Regions from separate parts of the Homo sapiens genome. Here region 1 is linked to region 2. A link is a loop called in an ENCODE intact Hi-C map of the cell type or tissue named here. Cell type or tissue: heart right ventricle. All regions are shown on one strand. Each heading gives the region's core, and the rest is flanking DNA. Links, peaks and the distances in the headings are about the cores only.

The links. Peaks named below come from ENCODE experiments on the same cell type or tissue, not always from the same donor. Only the 100,000 strongest peaks of a DNase experiment are listed, where the experiment ranks them.
Region 1: a loop joins it to region 2, with 7 times the contacts of the local background. A loop is called at or near these places in 3 of 110 quality-filtered maps.

The regions. Positions count from the first base shown.
Region 1 is chr5:5,762,928-5,774,134 of GRCh38, forward strand. No RefSeq gene overlaps it. Among named protein-coding and RNA genes, the nearest start is that of ICE1, 350 kb to the left of the region's middle. In heart right ventricle, for the core only: no CTCF peak of the experiment used is centred there; a DNase peak (open chromatin) is centred at 4,534; H3K27ac peaks cover 836 bases.
Region 2 is chr5:5,491,742-5,502,948 of GRCh38, forward strand. No RefSeq gene overlaps it. Among named protein-coding and RNA genes, the nearest start is that of ICE1, 75 kb to the left of the region's middle. RefSeq lists silencers at 3,042-3,091, 3,132-3,211 and enhancers at 5,552-6,076, 6,077-6,599. In heart right ventricle, for the core only: a CTCF peak has its summit at 5,588; DNase peaks (open chromatin) are centred at 3,030 and 5,610; H3K4me3 peaks cover 947 bases; H3K27me3 peaks cover 740 bases.

The sequences.
Region 1 (11,207 bases), core at 1,203-9,202, 270 kb after region 2:
GGTGTAGTACAGTTTTATGACCAAAATCCCCTTGTGTATGATGGATAAGACTATATGCTCCAGTCATAACACATTTGCAGACTGCAAAGCGTCTTTGATTCTGAGAATTTATACCTGCTTAAAAAATTATAGCCTTTCTCTATTTGGTTCTTTAACTCTCACTTCAATCTGGGAGGTTTTAAAAAGCCCTCCTTCAGAGCACATGATGAGCTTCTTTGGTGAAGCAATCTTGCTGGACTTGCCCCTCCTGATGCTTCCAGCATCTTCGGCTTGGCCTCTATGGGTTGCACCAACAGGCTTCCTTGTTCTCTGGCTTCCATTTGTGTTCATGTAATAAACAACCAGTGACAGTTACCTCAGGAGGGAGAAAGGTGAGGTCAGGTTAACGACTGGCAGCACCTGTGGCTGGCCACTGAGGATCCCACCTCTTGCCAGGAGTCCCTCTTCATATGACTCTCTCTGTCTGGGTTCTCAGCTTCTCTGATATGGTTTGGCTGTGTCCCCACCTAAATCTCATCTTGAATTGTGGCTCCCATAATCCCCACATGTCATGGGAGGGACCCAGTGGGAGGTAATTGAATCATGGGGGTGGGTCTTTTCAGTGCTGTTCTCCTGGTAGTGAAGAAGTCTCACAAGATCTGATGGTTTTATAAAGGGCAGTTCCCCTGTACACACTGTCTTGCCTGCCACCATGTAAGATGTGTCTTTGCTCCTCCTTCACCTTCCACTATGATTGTGAGGCCTCCCCAGCCATGTCAAACTGTGAGTCTGTTAAACCTCTTTTTCTTTGTAAATTACCCAATCTTGGGTATTTCTTCATAGCAGTATGAAAATGGACTAATACATCCTCCATGCCCTCACTCCTGACAACAAAGCACCATGCCTTTGGGCATTCCCTACCTCCTCCCTGCAGCTTTGTAAATAATCATTTTATGAGGCACTCCTCAACTCCCATTGGAGGGTTCCAGAACATCCATTATCTCACAAGATGCTTACAAAAGATCCATGAAGAGGGAGGCCATTCATGTTTATCTCTGACTAACATAGAATGAAGTTGGAGTGTAGAGCGTTGGACCAGCTTACTCAAGATCAAAAAGCTGGTAATTGACAGAGGCTGGCTGGTGATAGGCGTCTCGTAACACCCACCCCTCTTACCCTCCTAGACTGTTTCTTCTTAGCATCATTCTTTCTAGTGCAACTTAGAGCATCATTGTTTCTAGTGCCACTTAGCTTTCATATTTAAATTTGGGCTGGAAACTGGCTTCATTTCTCATTCATTAAAAAAATAAAAAAAACTTTGGAAGCCAAAAATGTTCTTACATTATGTACTTATGTTTATTCTCTTAGCATAAAGTACCCTGAGCTCATTGACAAAGGGCAGAACATTAATTTGAAATTAATAGATAGCACCATGGAAATTGGAAGTCTGAGTCACAACTTGTGTAATTAATTGTGCTAGTCATGACTAGAATAAAAGTATATGCTAATGAGGCTGGCTGTGCACAGTCCTGATCACGTTATTATTGGATATGTGCTACTAGTGATTTACCTTCTAAATGACTCAACACAGGACATTTCGCCCTGACTGGGTTTTGGAATTCAAGGGCAGCACTGTGGCGGCAGCACCTGGGCCAAGTAGCAGGTGGAGCACCCCTGTCTGGCTGTCCCTATGAGTTTGGCTCTTCTCATATATGAGTTACTGTGAGAAATGAAAATCGTGTATGTCTACACACTTAAAGTATACTTTTAAGACTACACTCTGAATTAAACTAATAGTGCAGAATATACTTAGAGACTTGCTGAATTGACCACATAAAACCATAAATCACAAGATAGCAAATTAAACAATTATTAATCATCTGCTATGTGCCAGACCCTGTGCTTTGAAAATAAAGGGAAATAAGAACTTTGTTCCGCCAGGTTCAGTCTGATGAGGGAGAAAAGCGTGAAAGCAGATAAGGTCTTCTAGAAAGTCAATGCAGTCATTGATTATAAAACTGTAGAACCCCTATGTACTGAACCTCAGTTGATGTCACCTTTGCTAGATGCTGAGATTGTTAGAAAACCTCACTTTCTCTAACCTGCCATACATAGGAACCCCCAGGCTGTCAGTTTCTTCCTCCTGATTGAGCCAAACCCTCCCAGCTGTCTGTTTCAGCCAGGTTGTTTTGGCCCTCTTATGGACCTGTGTGTTCTTATTGCCTTCATGCTTCTAATGCCAAATTACTGGGAACTTGCTGGGAATGGAGAATATAATGGTGAACAAAATAGAAAATCACCCCTGGGGATGTTCTAGGTTAAGTGAGCCTGTGTGCGAATGCCCTGAGGCAGCATGCTTGTGGATGAGTTGCTTAAGGAAAGCCTGCAGGGCTGGGGTGGTAAGCAGGTGAGAGGTGATGCTGGAGATGTAGGCAGGGCAGCTCGGGCAAGGCTGTGCTGAATGGAGGGACTTGAGAAGGTTTTCATTTTTAAGCACTGTTACACATTCTTGAAGGACAACAGGTGGGTGATGCCAAGAGTCGTTGCTCTGAGACTCAGGACAGAGGTGATCAGGGCTGGAGCCAAGGCAGTGTAGAAGGGGAGGTGAGGGTGGTGGTCCCGGCCAGGACTGACTGGCACTGGCTGGTGTTTGAGGCTCAGGATGCATTTTTTTCTGGGTAAAATAGAGGTGTTATCTCTTCTGCCAATTGTAGTTTCCATGACAACTCACTGGCCTTTTCCCTTCCAGATTAGCAATAAATATATGAGAAGGACCCTGGGCGGGGTACCGCTTTGTAAGGAAAAAGCTTCCTGAATGGTCAAAATTAGGAACCATGCAATTAATTTGCCCCCCTCCTCTTCCTGATAATGCAGGGAGAGATTTGTAAAATCAGTAAGCATGGAGCCAGGAGACCTGAGTTCATGTCTTATCCCCCTCCCTTCGTGAGTCTGGGTATGCAGGTCCTAAAACATGGGGTCTTATTACATTTGATATCTATTTTTTTTAATTTAAGTTTTTCCTTCTTCTTCATGCTAGTCATTAGTAAACAGTAATGTTAAGCAATTGTTAAACAATTTCTTTAGAAAAGAATGTGTGCTATTAGCTCAATATAGGCCTTCCTCTTCCAAAGCTTAATATGCAGTTCATTGATATTTAGGTTTTAATTTTTCATCCAACCTTGTAATGTTATAGGATTTTAGGATTCATAAAGACTTACATGTTTATTTAGTTTTATTCCTATGTTTTTGCTGTGAAGAGTAGACTGTTTTGTCTATTGTTTCAACTCTTCACAATTCCCATTGATTAAATGTGAACATTTTAGATATGCTTAGGAAAAAAAAATATGAGTTGTGTACAGACAGGGTTGTATTGTGTGAAAGAAAGCCTAGGATCAGGGATCTAGTTAGGAAATACCTGCAGGAATTAAGGGAGAAATGTAGCCTGCCAGAACTTGGGCAGAAGGAATACAGTGAATCATATTTGAGAGGTACTCGGCTTGGATTTGGTGACCCATGGGAGGTAGGAACAAGAGACAGAAGGGAAGGATAACTGGGCTAGAAAGACTAGGATGGTTGGCCGGGTGTGGTGGCTCATGCCTGTAATCCCAGCACTTTGGGAGGCTGAGGCAGGTGGATCACCTGAGGTCAGGAGTTTGAGACCAGCCTGGCCAACATGGTGAAACCCCGTCTCTACTAAAAATACAAAAATTAGCCGGGCGTGGTGGCTCATGCCTATAGTCCCAGCTACTCAGGAGGTTGAGGCAGGAGAATCACTTGAACCCGGGAGGCAGAGGTTGCAGTGAGCCGAGATCATGCCACTGCACTCCAGGCTGGGCAACAGAATAAGACTTGATCTCAAAAAAAAAAAAAAAAAAAAAGGAAAGACTAGGATGGTGAGGCGACAGGCATTAGTGGCAGCAGGTGCTATAAATACTACCTGGCAGACTAGTTTGAAAAGCAGTATGCTGGCGGCATCTTTAGAGTGGAGACAGCAGATAGGGGTTCCCTGAACAGATCTGAATGGCAGATGAAGCTGTGGAGAGATTATGTGATGGTAGTTGGCCTGAGGGGCATGGCCACACTTCCCTGGGGTGGGGGTGCACAAACAGAAGGCTAGGGTAGACCCCTGGGGAAGAGCCACTTCTGCAGATGAGCAGAGGAGGAGGCTGCCACAAGAGATACAGTGAAAAAGCAGCCCGAAGTTTGTGGGAGGGGGACCGGGAAAATCAGATGAGGCAGTGAGAAGCCAATCACCCCCGAAATCCTTTACCTTTCTGTGCCCAGATCTGAGACCCCCAGGGTCCCTCATATTGATGGCATGAATGGACTCCCCTGTCTTTACCTTTAGATTGGGTGCAACCAATGGGAGGCCCAGACAGAAGGTTGGATGGGTGACAGGTGCCAAGCCTGGGGTATCATTCCCCCAGCTCCGTTCCCACTAGACTGCAGACTGGGTGCCCCCACCACAGGCCACAGTTCTGAAAAGGCTGCTCTTTCTGAGTTCTGGTTGCCACACTCATTATTTGCTGTGAAAGATCTGGCAGTGGTCCCAGGTCTGCACTGTTCCAGTCCTGGGTGCCCAGCCACCTCTTCTTGGCTTCCCTTGGCCCTGTGCACAACTCTGTAAATAGTCCCTTGACTGGATACACTTTGTAGTGCTGTTTTGAGGGTGCTTTATTTTCTCCCGCTTGGACCCTGTGGGATGTCATAATTATAGCTTACACCAGGTCACAGAGATCAAGCAGGGCAAAGCCTGTAACATGCCCCTTAGATCTAGCTTCAGACCTTCACGACCATGGCAGGTGCTGATTTTTAGAGGCGCTTTGGATTCCTGAGTGCCTCTGAGAGTCGGTATGTGTCAAGGGTCATAGCTGTGCAGGCCTGTAGGAACAAAAGGCATTTCCAACCCTAATGTTGTAAAATGGCTCCTGTTACAAGAAAGGGGTGTCCTCCTTCATGAGGTTACAGTAGTCACATTTTATTCATTGCAGTAGTTGCTTTTAACAGTGACTTCCTTTAATAGAAATTGGCTTTAAGGTCTTAAGTTGTTAAAAAAAATCACCATTTTTGCATAAAAGAGACAAAAGTTGTTGGTGATTTGTTGCACTGCTTCTTAGGCTGTCACCAGGGTGACCTGGGCAATGCACAGAGCGCCCAGAGCTCTGATGCACACGTTACATCCTAATGAGAACTGAAGACCTACCAGGGGTGGCTTTCATCACTTCTCTCCATCAGTAGATGGGGATGTCCAGAGACGCATGGGAACATTAACACTGAGGTGGCCAGGGAGGCAGGCATCAGCTGATCCCTATCTAGCAGGCACCCTTCATTGATCCCAAGTCTCTACATCATCAAGGGCACCATTGCATCCACTCTTCCATGGCTGCTTAAAGTCCATTAATATCACAAATCCCATGAATCCTGCTCTTGTGTGGCACTCACTCTCAGCCATAGAAACAACTCAGTTCCCTGCATTTCTGCCCCCCCACTACAAATATTTATTACATTCTTTCCCAAAGTGACTTTAGATCAAATAGACAAAATAATTGATGCATGTAAAGAGTGATTATTGTCTACCAAAAGAAATTGTTTTTAATAGCTAGATTTTATTAATGATGTAATTTAAAATGTAACAATAAAGATTTCCTTCAGAAAGCAATGAACACCAAAAGATGAGGATTTATTTCACACTTCCAAATGTCACTACACAATGTAAATTATGCCCAATATGTTAGAACCTCCCTGGCTCCCAGACGTGCCAGGGGCCTGAGGGTCGGGTCAGTCAGTTCCAGCCCCCACAGTGATGGCCTTGCAGGGACACAAGAGAGGGACATTGCTGTCTGTCAAAGACACTCTGCAGTGTTCTCCTGCAGACAAATAGCAAAGGATACAGTGAAGATTTTAATCACTTGTGTAAATGTTTAAAAGCACATTAAATTATTACCATTTTTCCTTAAATATCCAAGCCTTATCAAATATTTGATAATATTTGAATTCAGCTACACAGAAATGATCATGCAAAGATTATCTGCAAGCCAATCGCTCATAATTTATTTTTCCATGGTGAAAAATATTGATAAGTTTGCAACCTAAGAAGGGTCGTAAAACCAAGCTGACGGCCTGTGTGACAGCCGCATGGGGCTATGCTCTGGGCTGGGGGCCAGGGGCTCTGTCCTGGGCGTGCTGCTATTATCCGTTGCTGGTGACTTGAATGCAGTCAGGCATCTCTTAACAGTGGGGATACAATTTAAGACACAGGTGATTCCGTCCTGTGAACATCACAAAGTGTACGCACACAAATGCCAATGGTCCAGCCTCCTACACACATCGGCTGTATGGTAGAGCCTATTGCTCCTTGGCTACAAACACCTTCAGTGTGTTACTCTACTGAATACTGTAAGCAACTGTAACACAATGGTAAGTATTTGTGACTCTGAATATATCATATCTAAACACAGAAAGGACACAATAGAAATACGGTTACAATTTTATGAGACACTGTCATGTAGGCAGTCCATCCTTGATCAAAATGTCCTTATACAGCACGTGACTGTAGTTACTGTCTCCCCTTCATCTTCTGCTTCTCAGACTCTCCCTCAGTGAGTGGAAGCAGAAATAAAGATCTCTTTTCCAGTTCTGAATGCTGGCTCCTGTTCATACCAGTAATTCTGTCTTCATGACTCTTCTTTAAATTAATAATGAAGAAAACGGTTCAAAATGACATTACTTTTTAAAAAAGATATATATATATACACATATATATATATACATACACACCTCTGTCTCTCTGTATATACCTATTGTTTTATTATGATGGTGAAGACCTATATATATATATATATATATAGAGAGAGAGAGAGAGAGAGAGAGAGAGAGAGAGCACGAGAGAGAGAGAGAGAGAGAGAGAAATCCACCAAGCCACTAAGCTTTTTGTGTTGATTGCTCCCCCAATAAATAAATTCTGACTTATATTTATCCCCATGCTCTTTGCTTAGTCAGCATTTTAGTAGGCAGAAATCCAGAATAAAACAAAAACATGATATGACTTTCTTCCAAGTTACATCTCACATTGCCTAAACTATTACTATCTACAGGCAAAATTCAGCCTCCCCTGTAACATGAGTGAAGCTTTCTCCTTGAGGAGAGCCAGGCAATTCCTAGAGCTAACATAAGGAGCAGGAATGCTTGTCCTTCCTCTGCACAGATGAGCAGGAAAGGAAGAGGAAGGGAGAGGTGCTATGCTTTAAAAATAGAGATTGATGGGCTCATATGGATTGTCATTTTTTAAGGAATACATTTAGGGTAAAAGAAAGAAAAGCAAAAAGATTGAGCATATGCAAGCTACTGTTATGGGAGATGCTTGCTTTTAAACTTTGCAATAGCAAGTAACAACCCATCAGGAATGGGGCTCTTTCTGGAGGGCAGCCTGGGTGTGGAGGGTTTGGTGGGGTCCAAGCTTCCTCAACAGGGGCTGTGGGTGGCAGCTTTGCAGGGCGGCATGAAGCCCGGCTGCAGAAGCGTGTGTCTTCATGGGGATGGAAGACGGAGCAGATCCAATTACAGGGTGGTGCTGTTGTGATTCAAGGATCAGGTCACCTGGAACATGAAGGGATCCAGGGGCCTCAGTCCCAGGCCACCTCATGAAACACTGCAGGAACCAGCCTGAGGGATTGGGGTGGGGGATCTGGCCTTGCAGGTGGGAAGTGCTTCCATCTTGTCACAGTAAGGCAGAGAAGCAGGAGGGCAAACTCCACGGCACGAATGCAATAGGTACTTCGTGTTGCTAAGTCTCTGCACATGGAAAGGGAGGTTTCTGCTCACGAGGAGGTGAAATGATGTTGCATAAACAAGACGCAAGATATCAAGGCAAGCCCCAGGGAACAGGAAGACTGGGTGGGGTGACATGAACAGAACCAGTCTGGGTGGACCAGTCCCTCCAAACTCCAGCGGCTCAGCAGCAGCATCTCCTTAAGGATGAGGCCCCCTCATTGCTTCATTGGTCTTAAGGGGCTTTGACTCAGGAGAAATTGAAATTTCAGAGACCTTGGCCCCATGTCATCTAATTCAAGTGTCAACTACAGAGGAAGTGGGTTGGGCAAGGCCCTAACCTCAGCTTTAAACAGGATTGGTTGTTTCCCAGGAGCAACTCTTGGCCTGTCAGATGAAGCAAGGCCTTCCTCTCACATGCTAAAGTTGTGAAATACAGCAGCATCTTTTTTTCAGGTTCTTTGGCCCATATTACAGCAGTGATGATGATGGTGATGGTTGTGGGATGTGACAAAAGGAATGCAACGTGACATGGAGGCAAAGAGATGGAAAAAATTGGGGTTTGGAGGCAGAAAGCCCCAGCTCTGCAACTTAAATGCCCTTTTGCAAGATATTTGTTCTTGTTTTGACAGTAGGGGATATTGAAACCTCCTGAGGTTGTTTTTATTATTATTTTTTCTCTTTTTAGATTCAAGAGCATTCCTATAAAGAAACTCCCATGTTGCCTCACTCATAGAATATTCAAAACTCCATAGTTATTTTCCAGGTGTATGTCCATCAGTACCTGTCCCATCCCTCTGGTTGTGCTATTGATCCGGGCGTGATAACAAAACACTGTTAGAGCCAGTAGGGCAAGGAGAGATATCTGCTGTGGCTTCTGGAAAGAAAAAGAAGTTTGGTGGTATATTAGTTTCCTCCTGCTGCTCTGAAAAGTGAGTGTACACCTACTGGCATGCATGAAACAATAAAGATTTATTATTTTATAGTCCTGGAGGCCAGTGTCCCCAGTCAGTCTACCTAGGTTAAAGTTAGGATGTTGGAAGAACTAGGCCCTTCTGCAGGCTCTTGGGGTGGGGATCCATGTCCTTGCTTTCCAGCTTCTAGAGGCTCCTGTGTTCCTTCACCCTCAATCCAGCCATGCAGCGTAATCACGCCCCCTTCCCTGTCTCTGACCTTGCAGCCTGGCTCGCATAAGGACCCTTGGGTTACATGTGGGTCCATCTGGAAAATCCAGGATAATCTCCCTACCTCAAGACCCTCACTCTGTCACATCAACAGAGTTCCTTTTTCCACAAAAGGTAACATTCAAGGGTTCTGGGAATTGCAGTGTGGAGATCTTTGCAGGAGCTATAATTCAGCCCCTGAAAGATGGTATAACGGCTTCACGCTTGGAGCTCCTGCAGCCACCTTGCTATCATGAGGAAAGTCAATGTGACTTCTGCACTCAGGGGAGAGGCTAGGGAGGCAGAGCTCAGTCGGGGAAGGAGACCAAGACTGCTAGTGTTACTTGAGCTTTTGGGTCAAGTCCTGATAGAAGCCAGTCCTACTTCATGGGCTTTCAGTAATATGAATAGATAGATGCCCTGTTATTATGCTCACGCCAATTTGAATTGGGTTATCCATATATCTGAAACAGAATTAGCTGGTACAAAGGGTTGAGAACTCAGAGAGAAAGCTCAGCCTCTTTCTTTGAAGCTGAGAAAGCAGAAGTAGTACAGGGAGATGGTGTTTACAGATGGATACACAAGGCCCTCTGCAAAGTGGGGTTCAGGGTTCCCATGGAGGCTCACTCAGGGGGAGCGCACAGAACTATCACTGGCACCAACAGGTGCAGCCATTGATCAGTAACAAATAAACTGAGGATGATCACCTTCCAGCAACAGCGTCCCTTACTCTGCCTCTTTCAAAGACCCTGCCAGATCCTTCCCTCCAGGCACCCTGATTTCTATGCCTTTGCTGAGCAAAAGCCCACACAGAATGCATGGCTCCTCTCACTCCCCTTAGCTGGGTGCAAGTGCAAGCAGGCCTCTGCTCTTGCTCAGGAATGAGGAATGAGGTATTGCTTGAGGCCATGGCCTGAAGGCCTCTCTCCATGAAATCCCCTGTAGGCAGACCCCATGCATCTCAGAGCATTGGAGAGGATCCAGGGCTGGGGTGCGGCCTGGCCCACCCTCTGTGGGGATAGTGGGAGGGAACCCCTGGTGGTGATGAGACCTCATAGAGCTGCGTGGCTTCGTCTGCATGCTTCATGCTTCAGCTCTGCACTGAGACCTTTTTTTTTTAATTTTAATAAATGTCAGTGACATAAACTTAGAGCACCAGGAATCCTCAATAAAAAGGCTGGGCCCAGGCAAATGCATTATTTTGTTGGCAAAGCTAACATTGGCAAAACAGGAATCTTTCTATCTTGAGCTTCAGCACTGCATTAGAAATCTTGTTTTATTATGATGGTGAAGACTGAAGCCCTGGGGTTTGGGCAGGCATGGTTTGAAAGTTCAGTGGCAGCTGCCTGCAGTACGGGACATGGCTGCTCATATCCAAGGCTACGAATCCGGAGGAATTTCATTTTCTTGAGAAAGCCCAGGAGAGCAAGTAGCAAGGATATGAAAGTGAGAGGCAGAAACACAGTGACCAAAAAATGCTGCCTGAGATAGTGAGGCGGCTGCCTGGAACACTTCCTTCCTGGTTTTTCAAAAGGCTACCAAGATAATTAAGTAACTCTATGTCAATAAGTCTCTGTCCTTTCTGCATCTCCCCAGCATTGTAACAGCACAGGGAGAAGAGACGGTGGCATTTGCTATGGTTGCTGGCATGACAATGAATATGATCATGGACCTAAACTCAACCATGCCATCTTTGGAAAAAAGCAGCCAAGTAGAAAGGCAATAAATAAACATCAAGCAGGGAGGGCCAGGCGCAGTGGCTCATGCCTGTAATCCCAGCATTTTGGGAGGGCGAGGTGGGGGTATCACTTGAGGTCAGGAGTTCAAGACCAGCCTGGCCAACATGGTGAAACCCTGTTTCTACTAAAAATACAAAAATTAGCAAGGCGTGGTGGTGTGTGCCTGTAATCCCAGCTATCCAGGAGGCTGAGGCAGAAGAATTGCTGGAACACGAGAGGCAGAGGCTGCAGTGATCCGAGATCGTGCCACTGCACCCCAGCCTGGGCAACAGAGCAAGACTCTGTCTCAAATAAAATAAAATAAAATAATAAAATAAAATAAAATAAAATAAAGCAGGGAGAAGTGACAGCCACCAATACAGCCTCTCGACAGCATAAAAATTAATGTGACAAATTTTAAAGGCAGTCCAAATACCACTCAGACTCAGTTAGCTTAAACTCAGAGTAACTGAGTATTTTACAACTCTTGTAGGTATGTGTGCATATTTGTTATAAGTGTGTGCATGTGTATATATACATGTTCATGCCTGTGTGTTGTGCACATGTGTATGTGTGCATG
Region 2 (11,207 bases), core at 1,801-9,800:
GGAGTGGGAAGTAAGGAAGAGAGAAGAGCAGGGCGTGGTCCACTGAGTTTGTGGAAATTGTGCTTAGTGAGTGGATTTGTCAGGTGGTTCAAACATGTTAAACCTCAGCAGTCGTATGTGTTTTTAATTAATGGAGAGGAGGGGCACTGTCGTTTATTAGCACCCGTGCTGACTTTTGCTTGCCATACTTGTTCCTTGAGTTTACTTGGCAGCATCCACTCCATATGAACTGATGACGACAAATAATAGGCTTGAAGTTGCCCACTGTACTGTGTTATCCCCAGAGAGTGGAAAGGTTTTAAGCTGTTATTAATTTCTAGTACCGAAACAGAACATTATTTTAACGTTTTATTACTTGAACCAAAAAAAAAGACTAAAACTGTAAACACAAAAATGAACACTTTTCAGCCTGGAGTTAGATGAGGCTTTCAACTGGTGCTTGGCGGCTCAAGCTGGTTCCCCTGCAGCTTGATAAGCCTTTCAGTGCAGAGGTAAGCAGGAGACACTGAATCAGGCTGCGCTGGGCAAAGGCAGAGATTCTCGGAGCGTCTGCACATGATGGTATTTGCGTGGGAAGCCAGGGCAGCAGTGAAGAGGGTGAAAATGGTCAACAGAGTGTGGACGGACAGCAAGATGATTACACACTTCGGAGTGTCATTTTTCACAGAGAAAGTACTCTGTTACATTGTTTGTTTTTTAAAATAGGATGTGGCAGTGTAATTCAGCAAGTTCAATATTTAAGGAACATGAAATAGAAATAAATTCATACCTGGACTTGGAAAGAACTGCACTGTAGCCATTAGAGGGCACTGTAGACTCACCCATGAACAAACCATCCGGAAGAGACAGGGAACCTTAACTGGAGAGGTCGTCTGGGTGCAGAATTTGGCGCTCTGAGAGCCTTTCTATCAGGGAAGCATTTCCATTCACGTTTGGGGTGTTCCTTGCACTTCCTAGGGCCATTATTAATAAGTAAATGGGGAAAATGTGTGGATAGAATAACATGTAAAGTTCGTGTTTAAGAGCACATTTCAAAAAAGAAAAAAGCAAATACTTAAGTCCTTTGATCAAAAAACAACAAGAAGAAAGGGAAGGAAGGGAGAAAGAAGAAAAGAAAGAGAAAGAGAAAAAGAAAGGAAGGAAAGAGGAAAGAAAAAGAGAAAGAAAAAAAGAGAAAGGAAAGAGAAGGAAGGAGGGAGGGAAGGAAGGAAGGAAGGAAGGAAGGAAGGAAGGAAGGAAGGAGGGAGGGAGGGAGGGAGGGAGGGAAGGAAGGAAGGAAGGAAGGAAGGAAGGAAGGGAAGGAAGGAAGGAGAAAGACAAGCAAGTGACCAGGTGAGTAATTGGTAGTGGCAGTGAAGTGAATGGCAGGTTGTGTCACTCTCCTCTGATGAACTGGCAGGCAAAGAAACTAGTCAATTAAGTCATCCTGCCCACATTGAACATTACTTTTTTCAAGCATCCCTGACGCATTATCTTGTGTAGAACCATATTACAAAGAATTTATAGTGCGAATAGAGCTCACACCTGGAAATCTAATCAACCGCCCTCATTAAGACTTAGGATGCAACAATGTTTCAATGAGGGGTGTTTTAAAAATTTAGGAGAAAGTTGAAAAAGTCAGATCTATAAACTTGTAAATGCTTTCCTCTCTTGCTTGCTTCCATCTACCTGACGCTTTCTCAAGGAAATTCAGAGTGCATAATTGTGAAACAAGAAGTTCATTTTCTTGCCCCTCCAAGGGGAATTTTGAGGAATTAAAGCGCCCTCACTGTATTGTAGTCAGTTTGTTTTGCACAACGAAATAGGTTCTGATGACAGAGGCAAAAACAGAAGTGTGAGTGAAGAGCCATAAAAATGATATAATTCAGTTTTCTATGAAAATGAATGCTTTTGCTTGCTTTCATGAAGAACTTTGTGTTTTTGTGAAGGACGTTAGTACCTTGGAATGCCTTGGCTCAGGCCACCTTGTCTTCCAAAGCACACAAGATGTGTCTCATCAGGGTGTCAAGGTGCCAGCGTTCACCCTGGAGCCCAGCTCTCATCAGCCATTCTCTTAACTGCACCTTTCGCGGGGCCTGTCGGCAGTGGGGAGCCTAAATCACACCTGGCTTCTTAGGACTGGAGATTCTAGAGCTTCACCCAAAACCCTTGAGTTTGAAACTCCGGGGGTGCCTCCCGGTGACATGGATGCCCCCAGCAGTTGGGTAGACACTGCCCAGTAAGTTCTCTGAGCATTGCGGCCTGCTCTGTTCTGCACCCGAGGTCTGCTCACCCTCCCCCTGCCTGAGCGGCCTCTGCCTTCTCAGCTGCTTTCTGTCTTCAGAGGGTCACAGCTCTGGTCTCTAGATGGCTTTCCCCACCGTCCCATCCCTTGATCCATTTCCATGGAAATTTGGAAAGAGGAGAAGGTAAGCTGTTCACTGCCTTCCACCACCTTGAACTGAATCCAGTCCCTAGCTGGTTTTGTTTTTAATTTTTCCCATAGTCTTTAAGAATATTACTTTTTCCTTAACAGTCATCAATTGCTGCTCTGAGATAACCTCACCCTAAATTACGAGTACACAACTGAAAAACTCAAAAGGGAAGGCGAGGAGCTGAGAATGTAAACCCTCAACTACCAGACCTTCCACAGCCATAAACGGACCCTCCTAGGTATTGTTTCTCTGTATTAATTATTGTTATACTATATCCATTTTAATAGTTTCACTTGTAATGCAATATATACTATTCTTGAATAGCCTCCTCTTGCCTGTGTATTATTGTATGCATATAGCAAATTAAACATTGAAACGGGTCGGCACTGGAATGCCCTCTCCCTGTCGCCCAGGCCCTGTTCTCCCGGGGCTGCACTGACTGGCGGGTCTTTGGCTGCCCTCGCAGAGATGCCCGGGCAGATGGAGGTCTCAGGGCTGAGGACACCGCCTTCGTAGCCCCGCCCTGGCGGCCCCGCCCGTAGCCTGAGGCCCTGAGGCCCAGCGGCCCCGCCCCCGCAGCTCCGCCCCCGCAGCCCCGCCCCTGCAATCCTGGTACCCGAAGCTGCGAACCCGCAGCGCAGGCCCAGCCTCCGCAGCGCCATCTCTGCAGCCCAGTCTCTGCAGCCCCGCCCCCGCAGCCCCACCTCCGAACCCACAGCCCCGCCTCCGACTCTGCAACCCCGCCCCGCAGGCCTGCCGGCAGGTGCCTAACAGTGACCTCGCCGTGCTGCACTCCCTGCGCGTTGGTCACTTACAGTCGTCGCAGAGGTGGATAAAACTTGAGGTGCCTCCTTCTGCCCTCTTCAGCTACTTATTCCTGCCAGTGCATACTCCGGCCCTGTGCGTGCGCTTCCACTGGGGAAGTTGTCCCCTGGGGTGGAAGGGTCGAGGCCTCCGTGGGCTTCGGGTTACTTGGGGAAGCTCGTGACCCTTGGAAGCGAAGCTGCTGGGCAGGCTGCGGGAAGGCTCGCTGGCGCGGGGCTTAGGATTTGGGATGCAGGAGCTTCCTCTAGGGGTGCGCCTCCTGGCTCGCCGCCAGGGACCGGGCGCTGTCAGGCCTGAGGCCCCTGTGCCCCAGATCCTCCACGGCGGCTGTGCTGGAACCCCACACTTGCTGGACGTGTGTGCCGGGATCCCCGAGTCCAAGCCAACACCAGCGAGATTCTTAAAACTATCCTTGGTAAAAATGTAGCAAAACCTCAAATAAAGTAAACATTTTGATTTTTGAATAATAGTCACATTTAGAATATTGCAACAGTTTTGTAAGAAAATAACACCTTGAAATGTTTCAGGAGTTGGACTTCAGAGGCAAAAGCATGTTTGCGATGAGGTAACCTGTCTCGGTGTCTTTGCATCCTGCTGTGCCCCACCGTGTTTTGAAAGAGGGTTGCAGAGTCACTGACCCTGTGGGATGGCCAAACTGCACATGCCCAGCGCTCTGCCCGCCCCAGGGCACCTCTCCCACCTGCCAAGGAACCTGCTCCCACCCTGACCACTCGCAGATAATCCAAGACTCACTATATCTTAATGGAAAACCACAGTCACATTGGCAAATGTTTGGACAACCCGAATCTGACCTCCAGAAAGGAGAGCCCCGCGCACCCCCTGCTCAGGAAGACTTGGCTGTGCGAGTGAAAGTGTGCAGCTGTGAGGAGAAAGCCCTTCCTGGCCTGTTGCCCTGTATTTTCTGACCACTACGTTTCCTTTGGTTAAAAAAAAAAAAAAAGTCTCTGGAGAAAGATGATAGAGTCCTTTATTAAAAGGCATTTAGCCTACAGGAATGTCTTCTGCTAAATGAGGTTCTCTGTCAGCCCTACAGCTGCCTCAGACATAAAAAAGGTGTATGGGGAAAGCTCCAGGGTCCTGAGCCTATCGAACAGGTGATCCTGAGCCACCCCAGCCATTCCAGGACGCTCCCATTAGTCACTCAGAAGCTGTTCATAAGCTTCTCTTTCAAATCACCCCTCGTGTCCCGGGAAGAAGGGGAAATGGTCTACAAGGCGGAAGAACCTACAAATTGTAGGATGTTTACTTAATCCAGGGCCTTGTTAGTGTGGAAACACATCTGTAAATGCAGAATTGAGCTCACAATGCCCTGGCAGCAGCGATGCTCTTTAGAGCTGTGTCGCTGTGTTCCAGGAGACATGTGTTCGCCAAGGAGGAGAAAACCAAACAGGACCCTGTGCCTACCTTAAAATGCGAAAGTGCTTTATGAAACAATGAGCTTCTCTTGCAGGTCATTCTCCAGAATGCCAATTACATACTTATTCTTCCTGCTTGAGAAACGGGAAACATATTCCGTTGTCCAGGAGAGCCATCTGCATTGTGGTTGCTGCACCTTCATGGAAGGAGGGAAATTGTGACTTGCAGTCGAAGCCGAGGGTTCCAACAACTTTTGTTCTGAATTTCTGTAACGGAGGGCCATCCTTTATTTGCATGTTGAAAATCTGTTTGTTAAGTCTGCAGTGGAGCAGAAAATAGAATTTTTAAAGCACTCTCTCCTGACCTTTTCTATTTCGTATTTTTTAAGAGACAGAAATTTAACCCCTATCACATTGGCAATCATCCGGAATAATGTTTTAAATGCATCTTTGTGTTTGTAAAACTTGCTTCGAGATGAGAAAGTAAGTTTTCTGGATTTTGACGCAGTTTTGAAGTGCAGCATGTTAATTTCTAAATAGAAGCACTGGCATTGGATAAACTAAAGTAACGTGAATATAATTCTAGGAACTATAAGCTTACTTTCCTTATTTCTGGCTTTCTTTAGCTCTACGTATCTATTTTTTAATGCACTTAAGAAAAAAGCTATGCAATTGTGAAGGGTTTTTTTTATTATTATTATTCACAGGTTGAGGTTCATTTTGTCTTTCATCTGACAATTCTTTTCATTTAAATTCCACAATATGCCCGAGTGAGCAAAGAGAAAGGAGTCAGGGAGACAGAAATCTTCAAACTAAAACAAACAAACAAACAAAAAACATGCTATGCCTGGCTTCCCAAGCTGATTTTTTGGTTACTGTTATTACTAACCCCATACAAGTGTTTTTAGTGGGAAATAATGTTGATTCAGTTCCCCGGCTCTGGTGCCCACGTGAGCCCTGCAGCCGCCTGTCCTCCCCAGCAGGGAGAGCTCTGCGCTTTGATCATGAACCCTGGCTCTCAAAACGGTTCTTTCATATGGAAGCTCTCCTTCTTCAGACCAAGAACAGGCTTAGGAAAGAAAAGAAACAAAAGGCGTATTTCAAATCCACCCAATGCCATCTTTTTTCAAACATGTTCCTCATGTATATTTCAAAGGGGCCGTTTCCACAGAAGCAAAGACTGCATGAGCCAGTGGCGGCAACGCTTCTAAAGCGCTTGAGAGGGAACTTCCAATAAAGAGCTTTACAGACAGCATTGAGAAATTAGATACTTTTCGAATATTGCAACAGTTTTGTAAGAAAATAACACCTTGGAATGTTTCAGGAGTTGGAGTTCAGAGGCAAAAGCATGTTTGCGATGAAGTAATCTGTCTCTGTGTCTTTGCATCCTGCTGTGCCCCACCGTGTTTTGAAGGAGGGTTGCAGAGTCACTGACCCTGTGGGATGGCCAAACTGCACATGCCCAGCGCTCTGCCCGCCCCAGGGCACCTCTCCCACCTGCCAAGGAACCTGCTCCCACCCTGACCACTCGCAGATAATCCAAGACTCACTATATCTTAATGGAAAACCACAGTCACATTGGCAAATGTTTGGACAACCCGAATCTGACCTCCAGAAAGGAGAGCCCTGCGCACCCCCTGCTCAGGAAGACTTGGTTGTGCGAGTGAAAGTGTGCAGCTGTGAGGAGAAAGCCCTTCCTGGCCTGTTGCCCTGTGTTTTCTGACCACTACGTTTCCTTTGGTTAAAAAAAAAAAAAAAAAAGTCTCTGGGGAAAGATGATAGAGTCCTTTATTAAAAGGCATTTAGCCTACAGGAATGTCTGTATTATTGTGATAGTGATTATTAAAAAATAATCGCAATATAACTTGCCTGGAATTGTTGTTGTTAAAAAGGGTTAGGAATACTTGCATGTCTTTCAGATCGAGGTGGAAAGGGGAGCACCTATAGTTTCTCATGGCTTCATGGGGCTCCTTGCACCCCTGGTAATTGTCTTTTGTCTTGGTGTAGCAATTATGAAACAAGACAAGTGTATCATAAATCATATTTTTATAAGAGTCATCCCCAAATTTTTGGTAGGGCTTAAAACTTTTTTTCGACACAAAATACAGTGCCCCCAAGAAATGTCCATTCAGATAATGAGAATTTGACCTCACAAGACATTTCCGCTCAAAAGACATTTCTTGGGCTGGGTGCGGTGGCTCACGCCTGTAATCCCAGCACTTTGGGAGGCTGAGGCAGGATCACCTGAGGTCAGGAGTTTGAGACCAGCCTGACCAACATGGTGAAACCCGTCTCTACTAAAAATATGAAAAAGTAGCCAGGCGTGGTGGTGCATGCCTGTAACCTCAGCTACTCAGGGGGCTGAGGCAGGAGAATTGCTTGAACCTGGGAGGTGGAGGTTGCAGTGAGCCAAGATTATGCCACTGCACTCCAGCCTGGGCAACACAGCAAGACTCTGTCTCAAAAAAACAACAAACAAGCAAAACACACACAGAAAAAAGACATTTCTTTGCATTAACAAAACCGCACTGCATTTTGTTATTCTGGCAAGGTCCTGGTGGTTTGTTAGTTTATAGAATTAGCAGTCTTTCACTATTGAGATGAAGTAATTTTGATCGCTTTCTTTTGCCTTTATCTTTGATTTTCATTTTGTTTTATGGGGATGGAATGGGCAGGGATTTACATGAAATTTTCAAGTTTAAACATAGATATTACAATATTGTTAATTATTGAAGTAATTTCATGCCACTAATTTTAACTAATTAGGCATTACAAAAATCTTTGCTTGATAAAGAGTTTTTCAGAACTAACTTGGTTTTTCTTTTAAACCAAGGAATACTCAATCTCTGTCTTCCTTAGAACATGCTTGAAAATCAGATATTACTATCATTGTATCTGCTTCTAAAGCTGAGGCACAGGCAGGCTAAGTGACCTTAACATCAATGAAAATGTGGACTTGTGAAAAGCACGAAGCAGATTCTCTAAACCTGCCTGCTGATTCCAATATCCTCATGAAGTACCCAATGGCCTAAGATAAAATGTGTTTCCTCTCCCCCAGACCCTGTGTTTTCACCATCTTAAGCTGGGGAAAGAAACGACAAAAAGTGGCAGAAAGATTAGACTTGGTTTATAGTCATTTCCATCATCTCTTGGAAGAAGAAAGATGCTGGTTACCTTGGGCCTGTAGAGCAGGTCCCGGGAATTGACCACATGAGGCACATTTGTGCGTGGAAAGCAAAAGCAGTGTGTTTTCGGCTGCCTGGGGACCTGGGCACCAGGCACAGTGCTCAGAGCAGCCATCCCGAGGCAGATTTCACCGTGCACAGCCTATGGCATAAGAGCCATGCTGCAAGAGCCGGTGAGTGGCAGACAGAAGTTGCAAACTAGGTCTCTCTGCCTGTTCTCTGGAGCCTGCCTTTTTCCTGGGTGCATTGCCCCTTCTCACTGCCATATTGTATGCATTCATATGTGAGGTTCTTCTTTTTCTGCAAGAAAAAAGAACAAAACACATTAAGGATTTCAAGATTATATCCACCTTATTCAATAGATTTTACCCCAGATAATTTCACAACCTTTTTATATAATTCCAGATTTGATTAAACACTTCCCTTCTCAGTTCTGAAACTTGCATGGACTTAGTCAACCAAAATGTTTTCTCACAAAAACCTCAAAGAACAGTTAACACACACAATTTCTAGTGGTCATGTAAAAAGATAGTAATATATATATTTCTACCTATTGATTCATTTAAAATTAGAAATAATTGCTAAGCATTTTGAGAAAATAATTAGGACTAGTTTGAAGTTTAATTTGGGTAGAAGTCAGTTTGCAGGAATGATACATTTACTTTTAAATTTAGTCATATCCATATTCAGGTCAACATTTACAGTGACCAAAATAAAGACTAATATAAAAATCATTTTAAGAGAATATTTTTAAAACAGAATATTTTTACAGTTGCAATGGACCAGCGTCCTGAGGAAGGAGCAGGCTTCCCCTGTTGATGCTCTGCAAGGTAGACCTGCAGAGGACTGCCTGGCTCCCTTGTCTAAGAAGGGCAAACATCTTCACCTCTCTTAGATGAAGCCTGAAATGTGCTTTAAATCCATAATCCCTGGGTACTCCTGGAAACCACAAACCTGCCCACTCATTGTCAGTAGAGCCCAGTAGAAGTCAAAAATAAAGAGGGGGTTTCTGCAGAATTGTAGACTAATAGCATGATTAAGATGCTGACTAAAATATATATATATTTAACTTTTATATTTTGAGATGAAGTCTCACTCTGTCACCCAGGCTGGAGTGCAGTGGTGCGATCTCAGCTCACTGCAATCTCTGCTTCCCGGGTTCAAGCGATTCCCCTGCCTCAGTCTCCTGAGTAGCTGGGACTACAGGTGCCTGCCACCATGCCTAGCTAATTTTTGTATTTTTCAGTAGAGACGGGGTTTCACCACATTGGCCAGGCTGGTCTCGAACTCCAGACCTTGTGATCTGCCCACCTCGGCCTCCCAAAGTGCTGGGATTACAGGCATGTACTAAAATATTTTTAATGCACAGTTGAGCTAGCAGCAAATAAAGGAATCTCTTCAAAGTGAGAAAGGACAAGAAAGCTTAACTCCCCAGGAGAAAGGAGCACTGAAACCATTTGCCCTAGATTTGAACAGGGTGGGATGTAGACAGTCTCGGGTGGGATGCAGATGGAAGGTTACAGGCCACATAGAAGGGCAATGGAGACAAAGTCTGGGGCCAAAATTAGGGGATGTCATATCAGCGACAACCCCACCCCCAAAAGCCAAGTCTCACATAGGGAGATATCTTGGGGGTAAGCCAAAAAAAAAAAAAAGCCCCCAAAGAGGAAGAAGATAGGGATGCTAACCTACTGTTAACCTAACTGTGGGTGGATCAGAGAAAAAAGCACACACAAACAGCAATATCTCCCAGAAGAATTTCTACCCAAAGGCCTGCACTCATGAATTTGGGACAGGAATATATACTGCTAGTGGGCTCAATTCCCCCAAAATGTGTTTTCAGTGATCCCAGGTTAGAAGTACCATCGAGGACCTGCAAAGGCAGTTGCAAATCTTCACTACAGGGAAGTTATTTTGATTCCAGTCCTTAAAAGATCCCCACACATGAAGTTCCAAGGATCATGAATTCATACTCCTACCCACACAATCCTAAGCAGATGAGAAATAAAAGAACAAATAAAACATCATGAGAGAATTTCCAGGAACAACAAACTGTGCTTAGAGGCAGACTTACAAAATTTGTGTATATTTTATTTACCACATTTAGAATGTCTAAAATATGTGTGTTTAATATGTTTAAGAAATAAGAGAGGAATGCAAAAGTATGACAAAAGAATAAGAGATTACAAAAATTTACCAAATTTGAACAAGAGCAAAATGGAGCTTTTAACAACAAGACCACACGAACATAAATATTTCAAAGTATAAAGCCAGGAAACAAGGATAAAAGCAGATTAGTTACAAATGATGAGATAATTTATGTATGATTTGTCTGAAAATACCCAGAAAACAGCACAGGAAGACACAGTGATAGACAATAGAAAGTAAGAGGATGGAAGATTTCTCTTATGTTTAGAATGTAGAAAATAACAAGAAACTATTATTTTAATGAAATAACCCAAGCAAGATGTAAGAAGCAACAAAATCATAGTCTTTCTAATCAGAGAGCTGATGATTAAAAAAAAAGAACCCATACATGATTAAATTCTAGAAAATAGCAGAGAAGACAGATATATTTTATCTCTGTCTTCATTAGAACATGCTTGAAAATCAGATATTATTATCATTATGTCTGCTTCTAAAGCTGAGGCACAGGTAGGCTAAGTGCCCTTAACTTCAATGAAAATACAGACTTGTAAAAAGCCCTGAGTAGATTCTCTAAATCTGCCTGCTGATTCCAATGTCCTCATGAAGCATCTAATGGCCTAAGATAAAATCTCTTCCTTTTCTGGGAAGGGAAGAGATTCTCATTCTTCTTGTAAACACAAGAGAAAAAGAAATCTGCCATAGATGGGGATAAAGATGAATTAGGATGAACTTTAGTAAAGGTGCAATGGCATATATGGCTGACAGATTAGAATTCTGAGGCTCCTCAATAATAGAATATGCTTCCCCCACAGGCTTTCCTCAAATGCTCAGGAACAGTATGTGTGATGGTTAATGTTAGGTGTCAGTTTGACTGGATTGAAGGATGCCTAGATGGCTGGTAAAGTATTGTATCTGGGTGTGTCTGTGAGGGTGTGTCTTGAGTCAGTGGACTGGGAGAGGAAGACCCTCCCTCCATGTAGGTGGGCACCATCCCATTGGCTGCCAGCATGGCTGGAACCAAGCAGGAGGAGGAAGGTGGGATAGGCTGGCTTGCTGGATGTTCTGGTTTCCTTCTTTTTCCTGTGCTGGATGCTTCCTTCTGCTCCTCCTGCCCTTGGACATCAGACTCCAGGTTCTTCAGCCTTTGAACTCTGGGACTTGCACTAGTGGCTTGGCAACGACTCTCAGACCCTCATGCACAGACTGAAGGCTGCACTGTTGGCTTTCCTGGTTTTGAGGCTTTAGGACTTGGACTGAGC